Regions from separate parts of the Homo sapiens genome. Here region 2 is linked to region 1. A link is an interaction called in ENCODE POLR2A ChIA-PET data of the cell type or tissue named here. Cell type or tissue: MCF 10A. All regions are shown on one strand. Links, peaks and the distances in the headings refer to the core of each region. The heading gives the core; the rest is flanking DNA. Region 1 overlaps BAHD1 (bromo adjacent homology domain containing 1). Region 2 has its middle 5.0 kb from the start of VPS18.

Evidence for each region. Peaks named below come from ENCODE experiments on the same cell type or tissue, not always from the same donor. Only the 100,000 strongest peaks of a DNase experiment are listed, where the experiment ranks them.
Region 2: POLR2A ChIA-PET joins it to region 1 with 5 read pairs; 2 of 35 experiments call an interaction of 5 or more read pairs at or near these places.

What each region holds. Positions count from the first base shown.
Region 1 is chr15:40,454,074-40,459,442 of GRCh38, forward strand. BAHD1 (bromo adjacent homology domain containing 1) reads left to right here. Exons shown (of 7, transcript NM_014952.5): 2 at 4,378-5,369. The coding sequence starts at 4,392. Among named protein-coding and RNA genes, the nearest start is that of CHST14, 14 kb to the right of the region's middle. In MCF 10A, for the core only: no CTCF peak of the experiment used is centred there; DNase peaks (open chromatin) are centred at 968, 1,218 and 2,478.
Region 2 is chr15:40,886,765-40,892,133 of GRCh38, forward strand. No RefSeq gene overlaps it. Among named protein-coding and RNA genes, the nearest start is that of VPS18, 5.0 kb to the right of the region's middle. RefSeq lists silencers at 3,913-3,962, 5,231-5,280. In MCF 10A, for the core only: no CTCF peak of the experiment used is centred there; no DNase peak of the experiment used is centred there.

The DNA.
Region 1 (5,369 bases), core at 105-5,104:
CCCAGAGCTGGGTGGGTAAGGGGAGAGCAGCAACCACAACTGAGGGCCACTTCCTGCCCCAGGCAGCCTCTGCTTGTGGGAGTGATCTGGGCTGTGACCTGCCCTTCCAGGCCCTCACCCTTGTTTCCCCAGAGCAGTGCCAGCACCCCGTGCTCCCCTGGGCCTCTGACTCTCCCTTGAACCTTCAGCCCGGCATGAAGCACCTTGGTTGTGCTCTGCTTGTGCTGGTGGGGTTGCTGTATGGTGCTGCTGCAGCTTGAGGGCCAGAGCAGGGCATCTGTCTGTCCCTTTCTGCTTCTGTGGAGATGACTACACTCAGACCCTACTATGACAGTTTAGCTGGGCCTGACCTCCCCCTCGATTTTGAGATCCTGATGCCCCTGAGGTGAAGGTGGCCTGTTTACTGTCTTTAGAGTACACTTCTGAGGATTTGGGATTCAACCTGTGGTTCTCTGGGTCTTTGGCCTGGATGTCCACCAGCCAGCCACTATCCTTCCTGGCAGCTGTGTCAGAGCTGGAGACAATCAGACTGGTTTTCTCCAGTGAGAGCTTTCTTGACATCTTTTAGTGTCAGGAAAGTGTCCTGGGAATCCCTCCTAGAGACCTTCCCAAGAGGGCATGGACCACCCGTGTCTGGGAGGACAGAGCTTCCCAGAGAGGAGGGGATAGTGCTGAGAGAACCCAGCGCACCTTGTGCCCTAGCAGTGGTTGAAAGTTTCTGGGTGGATAGTGCGTAATTGGGAGGGGCAGCAGGAGGATTGGTGGGGCTGGGAGAGGGGAACCAAGCCTACCACTTTGCTGGGATCCCCTCTCCCCAACCAGCCCTGTAGCTGGGCCATCCCTTGTGGTTTGGAGGGGCCCTGGCAGGCTTGTAGCCCCTCCACCCAGCCCCACCCCAGGGAAAAAGTTGCAGCCGAGCTTCTTGTTTCTTCATCTGACTTCAAAGCATGACTCACACATGCTCTCCCCAGAATGGAGTGCAGCGAGAGGCAGGCAGCAGAGACCCCAGCCTCTCCTTAAGATGCCGAGTGGCTGGACTTTGCACCACAGGAAAGCTAGGAGCTATTTTGCGACGTGCTTTTGATGGCCTTGGGTGTTTTTAGCGAGTGACAGGGGATTTGGCAGATTTTAGGGAGTCTAGCAGGAGGCTGTTCTGCTGGATTTGGAAATGTGACTCGCACCCTGTGATTCAGACGCTTCCTGGGATCGTCAGCACCCTACCCCCCAGGGGAGTAGTGGGTGTCCCTGAGGGACTGGAAAGCTGAATGAGAGGTTAAAGAGCAAGATTAGTCCACAGGGAACAGATTCTCAAAGGTTCTGGGCTCAGACTCCTGAAAGTGGAAGCTGTGTAGTCAAGGCACTGACTCCCTTCCCACCTCTCTCTGCTTGGGACTTCTGTGTGTTGAGAGGGGAAGACTGAGTGGGGACAACTATCCAAAGATCTGAGGACCATCTGCCCATGCAGCCAGTCTCCCAGCCAGCTGGAGGTCAGGGGTGGCCAATCATCCCCCTGCTAAGAACGCTTCCAGTAGCCAGGCCTGACAGCACCTCCCTGTGCTGTCTTTCCCAGCCGCCTTCTCCTTACTCTGTACTGTGTCCTTATCCTCAAAGACGACAAGCCCAGGTGATCTCCACCTTGGCTCCCAGCCGTTCCCAGGCCTAGCCCCTCTGGTAACTTGGGGCCTGTTGAGGGGCTTTGGCCCGTGCTCAAATGCATGGTCTGTTCACTTATCCATCATCTCCAGGCCATTTGGGAGTTGGGGAGGGCTGGACCTGGGCTCCCTAGGAGATACTGATGTGCTTCTGCTGCTTCTCGTTGCATGCTCCTCCACCTCCAGCACAGGGGTGCCTGGATATGAGAGAAGGGCCTGTGGGTTATAAGAAATGGGATGATGTTGTTGTTGTTGTTGTTGTTTTGAGATGGAGTCTCACTCTGTTGCCCAGGCTGGAGTGCAGTGGCACGATCTTGGCTCACTGCAACCTCCACCTCCTGGGTTCAAGTGATTCTCCTGCTTCAGCCTCCCAAGTAGCTGGGACTACGGGCTCATGCCAGCACGCCTGGCTAAATTTTTTTTTTTGTATTTTTATTAGAGACAGGGTTTCACTGTATTAGCCAGGATGGTCTTGATCTCCTGACATCATGATCCATCCGCCTGGGCCTCTCAAAGTGTGGGGATTATGGGCATGAGCCACCACGCCCGGCATTGCCAATAAGCCTGCTGAGCAGACAGGGACGGGTGGTCACCCTGATTAGAAGCAGGAAAGAGACTTACGGAGCCTAGCAGATGCCTGGGATTTTTTAGGAGCTCTCCACCTGTGCTTCAGGAATGAATGGGTTTGCCTTCTGTGACTCTGTCTTGCCCGGGGCCTGGTCTCTGAGCAGTGGCAAGTCCCCGCACGTGGCCAGAGCAAAGCCTGGCACGCTGCCTCTCCTTTCCAGTTTTCCGTGTCCTTTCTCAGGGGTGAAGGTTGCCCACACCACCCTCAGCCTGGTTTTCTGAGCACTCTTTCTCAATTAATGCAGCATATCTCTGGAGAGGAGGTGTCCAGTGACCCCACCCACTGGCCCAAGGCCATGGGAGCTAACAGGGAAAGATTCAGGAATCCCTGGGAGCCCTCAGGCTTGAGACTTTCAGGGTTAAATCCTGGCACAGCAGGGACTGCTCTCAGTTCCTCTGTAGAATGAGTGTGAACAGCAATAGCAGTGGGGAAATTAAGCTGAAAAACCTGGGCCCGCTGGGTGGGGATGGGTTGCAGGAGTACCTGGTGAGGGACAGAACTTGTCTGGCACCTTACTTGCCAGCCCCTGTGCTTTGGGTTGAATGGTAGGAAGTGAACAGCTCCGTAGTCTCTGACCACCGCCCTCTGCAGTTCTTCATTGTCTTGGCCATGCCAGCTTCCAGTGCACAGCCAGCTCTGGCCTCTCACTCAGAACTGGGGCCCAGGCTGCCGCAGGTGTATGTTGGAGTGTTTTGCCAAGCAAAGTTAGGGGATGATGCCTGGTCATATGCATTTTCTGTCAGGGGCTCTGGGCTTCCCCCACCTCCTTGCATCCTGCCCCTGCCTACAAAGAGGGAGAACCGAGCACGACTAACAAGGCAGCTCATTTGTCTCCTGTGTTAGTGCTTCTCTTTGATACTTTCTTTTCCCAACTGTTTGTGGCCTTCAGGGGTTTAAAGCTGTATGGCAGGTCTACGCACCGTCCCTGGGTTTTCTCTACCCCCAGGAATATGCTGATCCTGGCCTTACTGTTACCCTTGCCCTGGGTACTGGCACCCTTTGGGCTGCTCTTGCCTGGAATTTGAACCAAAGTTCAAATGAGACTTCTCCACCATGGGCCCCTCAAAGCTGAGACCTCTCCACCATGGGCCCCTCAAAGCTGAGACCTCTCCACCATGGGCCCCTCAAAGCCAGGCCTTCACCCTTGATAGAGCTTTTCCAGCTAGACCCAGGTTGTGGCAGTCTTGCTTTATATGCCAGGGGAGGAGTCCTCAGAGACTGAACTTTGCCTTCATGGCCCAGCAGGCAGGGTCCCCATCTCAGCTCTTCACTGTCTGTCTTCTTGTCCTCCTGTGGCCAACCTCAGAAGCCCTGCGTTTGGGGAGGGGATTGTTAATGCCTTGGTTATACTTTTGGAAGAATAGATGGACTCCTGGCCGGGGGCAGTGGCTCACGCCTGTAATCCCAGCACTGTGGGAGGCCGAGGCGGGCAGATCACGAGGTCAGGAGATCGAGACCACCCTGGCTAACACGGTGAAACCCCCTCTCTACTAAAAATACAAAAGAAAATTTAGCGGGGCGTGGTGGCGGGCACCTGTAGTCCCAGCTACCCGAGAGGCTGAGGCAGGAGAATGGCGTGAACCTGGGAGGCGGAGCTTGCAGTGAGCCAAGATCTCACCAATGCACTCCAGCGAGACTCCGTCTCTCAAAAAAAGAAAAAAAGAAGAAAGAATAAATGGACTTCTACCACCCAGTCCCCCATCTTGGGAGGCTCTGTCTTCAGAGCCTCTTCCTATCCTGTGATGAATATCTAGTGAGAGAAGGACAGGGGGAGAGAACAAAGAGCTTTGCCACCAGCTCCTCCTATCCCCTGTCCCTGGGGTCTGCCTTGCTCCCTAGGCTCTTCAGGGGCTTAGTTCAGAGATACCCTAGGCTAAAAGGAAAGAGGAGGAACCAGTCCTTGCACAGCTGCTGGTAGCTTGATTCCACTGCCCCTTCACACTCTGGAAAGGGAGTCCCAGGAAAATCCATACTGGAGACAGGGTAGTTGTAGGCCAGGATCACTGCACCTGGGGCTGGGTAGGCTGCAGTGGGAGAGAAAGCAGGCAGGAGCAGGCCAGAGAGGGCTTCTCTCATTGCCCACCTTCTGTCCTGCAGGTTGGAAGTACTCCATGACACACACTCGGAGAAAGTCCCTTCCCATGCTGAGTTCGGGCCTCACTGGCCGCCGAGAGCCCCTGCAGATGGAAGACAGCAACATGGAGCAGGGGGTTGAGGGTGTGGAGCCAGGCATGCCCGAGAGCCCAGGTCACCTCACAGGGCGCCGCAAGAATTACCCACTTCGTAAGCGCCCATTGGTTCCTGAGAAGCCCAAGGCCTGCAAAGTGCTGCTGACTCGCCTGGAGAATGTGGCCGGTCCCCGGAGTGCAGATGAGGCTGATGAGCTACCGCCTGACCTGCCCAAGCCCCCCAGCCCGGCCCCATCCAGTGAAGACCCTGGCCTTGCCCAGCCCCGCAAGCGGCGCCTGGCCTCCCTCAATGCTGAAGCTCTCAATAACCTGCTGCTGGAGCGAGAGGACACCAGCAGCCTGGCAGGCACCCGCCGCAGTCGAGCAGGGGATCCCCACCGCAGCCGTGACCGTGATCGTGCTACTGGGGGCTGGTCCTCCTCCAAGAAGCGGCCCCGGCTGGGGGACCTTGGAGGAGGAAGTCGGGACCTGTCTCCAGAGCCAGCACCCGATGAAGGTCCCCGCCGAGATGGAGACCCAGCTCCCAAGAGACTGGCTAGCCTGAACGCAGCTGCTTTCCTAAAACTGAGCCAGGAGCGGGAGCTACCCCTGCGGCTGCCTCGTGCCCATGCAGAAGTAGATGGGCGCTCCACTGAGCCCCCAGCACCCAAGGCCCCGAGGCCAAAGTGGCCCAAGGTCAATGGCAAGAACTATCCCAAGGCTTGGCAGGGGGCCAGCTCTGGGGAGGCTGCAGGCCCACCTGGCTGGCAAGGCTGCCCTGATGAACCATGGCCATCTGCAACTCCTTGTGGGCCATCCGTCCAGCCATCTCATCAGCCCCTGAGCAAGGCTCTGGAGAGCCCTTTGGGGCTGCGCCCTCACCTGCCCCTGCTGATGGGTGGACAGGCGGCTCTGAAGCCG
Region 2 (5,369 bases), core at 200-5,199, 430 kb after region 1:
CCAGACACTCTAATGTCCAAATGGGTGTGGTGCATTTTGGAAACATCCTTAGATCAGCGTGACTGGGGCTCTGAGCAATGAAAACAGATGGAATTTAACTGGGGATGGGGCAAAGGACTGCTAGGTTTTCTTTCTTAGTAAGTCTTTTTTTTTTTTTTTTTTTTTTTTGAGACAGCAGGCTCACTCTGTCACATAGGCTGGAGTGCAGTGGCACAATCTCAGCTCACTGCAACCTCTGCTTAGCGATTCTTCAGGCTCAGCCTCCCGAGTAGCTGGGACTACAGGTGTGCACCACCATGTCTGGCCAGAATGCCAGAATTCCAAAGGATTTATGCAGATACTTCACCCTCAAGGAAGCAAAAACTCCCACCCCTTAAGTGCAGGGTGTGTAGGTGTGTAGTGACTTCCTTCCAAACAGTACAGCATGGAAAGGAGGGAAAAGAGTAACTCTGTAGTGGAGAATCCTGACAAGCACTATCTTGGTCAGGTGATCAGTCATGATGATAAATCATGTTGATAGTGTGTATCCTCGATATAATAGAGAGGTGTTGATAATGGTTCTTTATCTCCCCAAACCATAAATAGCCCTAGTCTAAACATGAAAAAAAATTAAATGAATTCCAACAGAGAGCATTCAACAAAATACTTGCCTAGTACTCAAAATTATCAAGGTAATCAAAAACAAGGAATATCTGAAAAACTTAAAAACTGCCAGTCAAGAGCAGTCCAAGGAGACATGACGACTGTTTTTCCCTATACATAACCTGTGATAAAATTTAATTTATAAATTAGGCCCACTGTGAGATTAACAACAATAATAATATAGGACAGTTATAACAACAGACTGTAATAAAAGCTATGTAGGCCAGATGAGGTGGCTCATGCCTGTAATCCCAGCACTTTGGGAGGCCAAGGCAGGCAGATCACCTGAGGTCGGGAGTTCGAGACCAGCCTGACCAACATGGAGAAACCCTGTCTCTACTTTTAAAAATACAAAATTAGCTGGGCATGGTGGCACATGCCTGTAATCCCAGTTACTCGGGAGGCTGAGGCAGAAGAATCACTTGAACCCGGGAGGCGGAGGTTGTGGTGAGCCGAGATAGCGCCATTGCACTCCAGCCTGGGCAACAAGAGTGAAACTCCGTCTCAAAAAAAAAAAAAACAAACAAGTTATGTGAGGCTGGGTGCGGTGGCTCACACCTATAATCCCAACACTTTGGGAGGCTGAGGTGGGCAGATCACCTGAGGTCATGAGTTGGAGACCAGCCTGGCCAACATGGTGAGACCCCGTCTCTACTAAAAATACTAAAATTAGCCAGGCATGGTGGTGGGTGCCTGTAGTCCCAGCTACTCGGGAGGCAGAGGCAGGAGAATTGCTTGAACCCAGGAAGTGGAGGTTGCAGTGAGCCGAGATTGCACCATAGCACTCTAGCCTGGGCAACAGATCAAGACTCCATCTCAAAAATAAATAAATAAATAAAAGTTAGGTGAATGTGTTCTCACTCTCTCAAAATATATTATTCTATTATCCACACCTATTTCAGACTGCTATTGACTGCAGGCAACTGAAAGCCCAGAAAGCAAAACTACAGATAAGGGGGAACTGCTGTACTTCAAATGGACACAGGCATCAATGAAAAAGCCTCCGGCAGGGCACAGTGGCTGATGCCCATAATCCCAGCACTTTGGGAGGCCGAGGCGGGCAGATCACAAGGTCAGGAGATCGAGACCATCCTGGCCAACATGGTGAAACCCGTCTCTACTAAAAATACAAAAATTAGCTGGGCGTGGTGGTGCGCCCTTGTAGTCCCAGCTACTCAGGAGGCTCAGGCAGGAGAATTACTTGAACCAGGGAGGCAGAGGTTGCAGTGAGCCAAGATTGCGCCACTGCACTCCAGCCTGGTGACAGAGCCAGACTCCGTCTCAAAAAATAATAATAATAAATAAAATAAAATAAAAAAGAGAGACTCTAGTGGCCCAAACAGGAACAATCTGAGTAATAATATAAAGTAGTATTGGTGGGTTCTGGAAGTTAAAAATAAATAAATAAAAATAGACCTGGCGCGGTGGCTCATGCCTGTAAACCCAGTACTTTGGGAGGCCGAGGTGAGTGGATCACTTGAGGTCAGGAGTTCGAGACCAGCCTGGCCAACATGGTGAAACCCCGTCTCTACTAAAAATACAAAAATTAGTCAGGCGTGATGGCACGCGCCTGTATTCCCAGCTACTTGGGAGGCTGAGACAGGAGAATTGCTTGAACCCAGGAGGTGGGGGTTGCTGTGAGCTGAGATTGCACCACTGCACTCCAGCCTGGCCAACAGAGTGAGACTCAGTCTCAAAAAAAGAATAAATAAATAAATAAATAAAAAGGGAAAAAAGAAAAAAATGTCCACAATTCTCTACTGATATAAATAAATAGGAAAGGGGTGAAAAAAAAACACTACATTTGAGAATCCTGAAGAACACTCCTTCAGCCAGGTAATCAAAAGTAAGATCAATAGTGTTAAGTCAAGCTGATATGCACCTTCATATAGTATGATGAGAATGTAGTGTGGAATGCTGGATGAGATCCTGTTCCAGAAAAAGGGCATTCAAACTAAGGGCTGGGCACACTGGCTCACACTTGTAATCCCAGCACTTTGGGAGCCCAAAGCAGGCAGGTAGCTTAAGCTTAGAAGTTCAAGACCAGCCTGGGCAACATGGGAAAACCATCTCTCTACAAAAAAAAATACAAAAATTAGCTGGGCGTGGTGGTGTGCACCTGTAGTCCACGCTACTTGAGGGGCTGAGGCAAGAGGATCGCTTGAGCCCAGGAAGTCAAGGCTGTCAGGCCGGGCCTGGTAGCTCACACCTGTAATTCCAGCACTTTGGGAGGCCGAGGCGGGTGGATCACCTGAGGTCAGGAGCTCAAGACCAGCCTGGCCAACATGGTGAAACCCATCTCTACTAAAAATACAAAAATCATTTGGGCATGGTGGCGCATGCCTGTAATCCCAGCTACTCAGGAGGCTGAGGCAAGAGAATCGCTTGAACCTGGGAAGTGGAAGTTGCAGTGAGCCGCATCAAGCTACTGCACTCCAGGCTGGGTGACAGAGCGAGACTCTGTCTCAAAACAAAACAAAACAAAAAAAGGCTGCAGTGAGCCATGATTGAGCCAGTGCACTACAGCCTGGGCTACAGAGTGAGACCCCGTCTAAAAAGAAAGAAAGAAAAAAAAAACACTAAGGAAATTTGAATAGAGTATGAACTTTAGTTAATAATAATATGTCAATATTGGTTCATTAATTTTAACAATGGCACCATACTAATGTAAGATATTCATACTAAAGGAGACTGCACATGAGGTATATAGGAACTCTCTGATCTATCTTCTCAATTTTTCTGTAAATTTTTATTTTATTTATTTATTTTTTTGAGACAGAGTCTCACTCTGTCGCCCAGGCTGGAGTGCAGTAGCACGATCTTGGCTCACTGCAAGCTCCGCCTCCCGGGTTCACGCCATTCTCCTGCCTCAGCCTCCCGAGTAGCTGGGACTACAGGCGCCCACCACCACGCCCAGGTAATTTTTTTTGTATTTTTAGTAGAGACAGGGTTTCACCATGTTAGACAGCATGGTCTCGATCTCCTGACCTTGTGATCCGCCCGCTTCGGCCTCCCAAAGTGCTGGGATTACAGGCATGAGCCACTGCGCCCGGCCTGTAAATTTTAAATTATTTCAAACAGAAAATCTTTTTTTTTTTTTTTTTAATAGAGACAAGTTCTCACTATGTTGCCCAGGCTGGTCTTGAACTCCTGGACTCAAGTGATCCTCCTGCCTCAGCCTCCCAAACTGCTGGGATTATAGGTGTGAGCCACTGCACCCAACCAGAAAATTTATTTTTAATTAAGTCAATTAAATCATTCCTTTTAATCTTGGTCTTAACTAAGTCAACAATTACTACTGGTAGTTAACTTGTATAGAGCATTTTGTATTGAGGCACAGCTTTGGGTGATTTGCATAATATGCTATTATACTCACAATACTCACCTTACAAATATAGAAACTGAGACATGAGAGAGCTCATTCATGCAACTTTTAACAACTGTTTATGAGTGAGTTAGTGAGTGTCCTGGAAGAGTGTGCCCATGGTCTGGGCTCCTCCACGGAGTGCCCTGCAGTTGTCTCATGTGCCACTGTCCAGGTTGAGCTCAATCAAGTGACCCCACCCCTCTTCACCGGGATCCTCCTCCTTGACCATTATGTCACTGCCACCATCTGCCAGGTCTCCCCAGGAGTCATCCTGCACTCTTCTGTCACTTCTCAAATCTAACTTGACACCAAGTCCTGGGGGCCCTTCTTCGGAAAGTTCTCCCCAGCCTATGTTCTTTCTCCTGTTTGGGTCCTCACTGCTTCTCCTTTGCCTCTGCTCGGGTCTCATCTGCTCTGAGGGGATCTCCACCTAAGCCACCACCCATTTTTCCAGAACCCACATCATATACTCTCTCAACCCCAACCAAAACCTTCCCATGGCGCATTGAATAACTTTGCAACCTGGCCACAGCCCGCCTCATTCCCTCCACTCCCTAGCACTCCACCGTTGTACCCCAAAATCACACTGCTTGCAGGCCATTGCTGTTTTCTTTTCCTTTCCTTTCCTTTTTCCTTCCTTCTTTCCTTTCTGTTTTTCTTTTTTTGAGGCAGAGTCTCACTCTGTCACCCAGGCTGTAGTGTAGTGGCACAACCTTGGTTCACTGCAACCTCTGCCTCCCAGGTTGAAGCGATTCTCCTGCCTTAGCCTCCCGAGTAGCTGGGACCACAGGCATGCACCACCACACCTGGCTAGTTTTTGTATTTTTAATAGAGATGGGGTTTTGCCACGTTGGCTAGGCTGGTCTCAAACTACTGGACTCAAGTGATCCTCCCACCTTAGCCTCCCAAAGTGCTGGAATTACAGGTGTGAGCCACCGTGCTCAGCCCTGCTCTTGGTTTTCTTGAGGACTGCATAATACCTTCTCTTTTTGCCCTTAGAGGTCCTACATGCTCTTCAAGTCTTAGGTCAAATTCAACTGCTTTCTTACACAGATCCTCTCTCTCATTGGCTTAGCAGTCACCTGTTACCTGTCTCATGGTAACTGCTACAATGACTCTGAGGACTAGAGGCTGGTGCGTATGTCTCTAGCTGTGAGTTCCCTAAGGCACCTCTGTATCTTCATGCTCAGAAATCACTGGGTTATTTCCTGCAGTTTCTATCAAAGCAAAATGTCCACACTGCATCATTAGGGGCCCCCAAGTGGCCAGAATAAGAAAAGCCAGCTGGGCGCAGTGGCTCGCACCTGTAATCCCAGCTACTGGGAAGGCTGAGACAGGAGAATGGTTTGAGCCCAGGTGT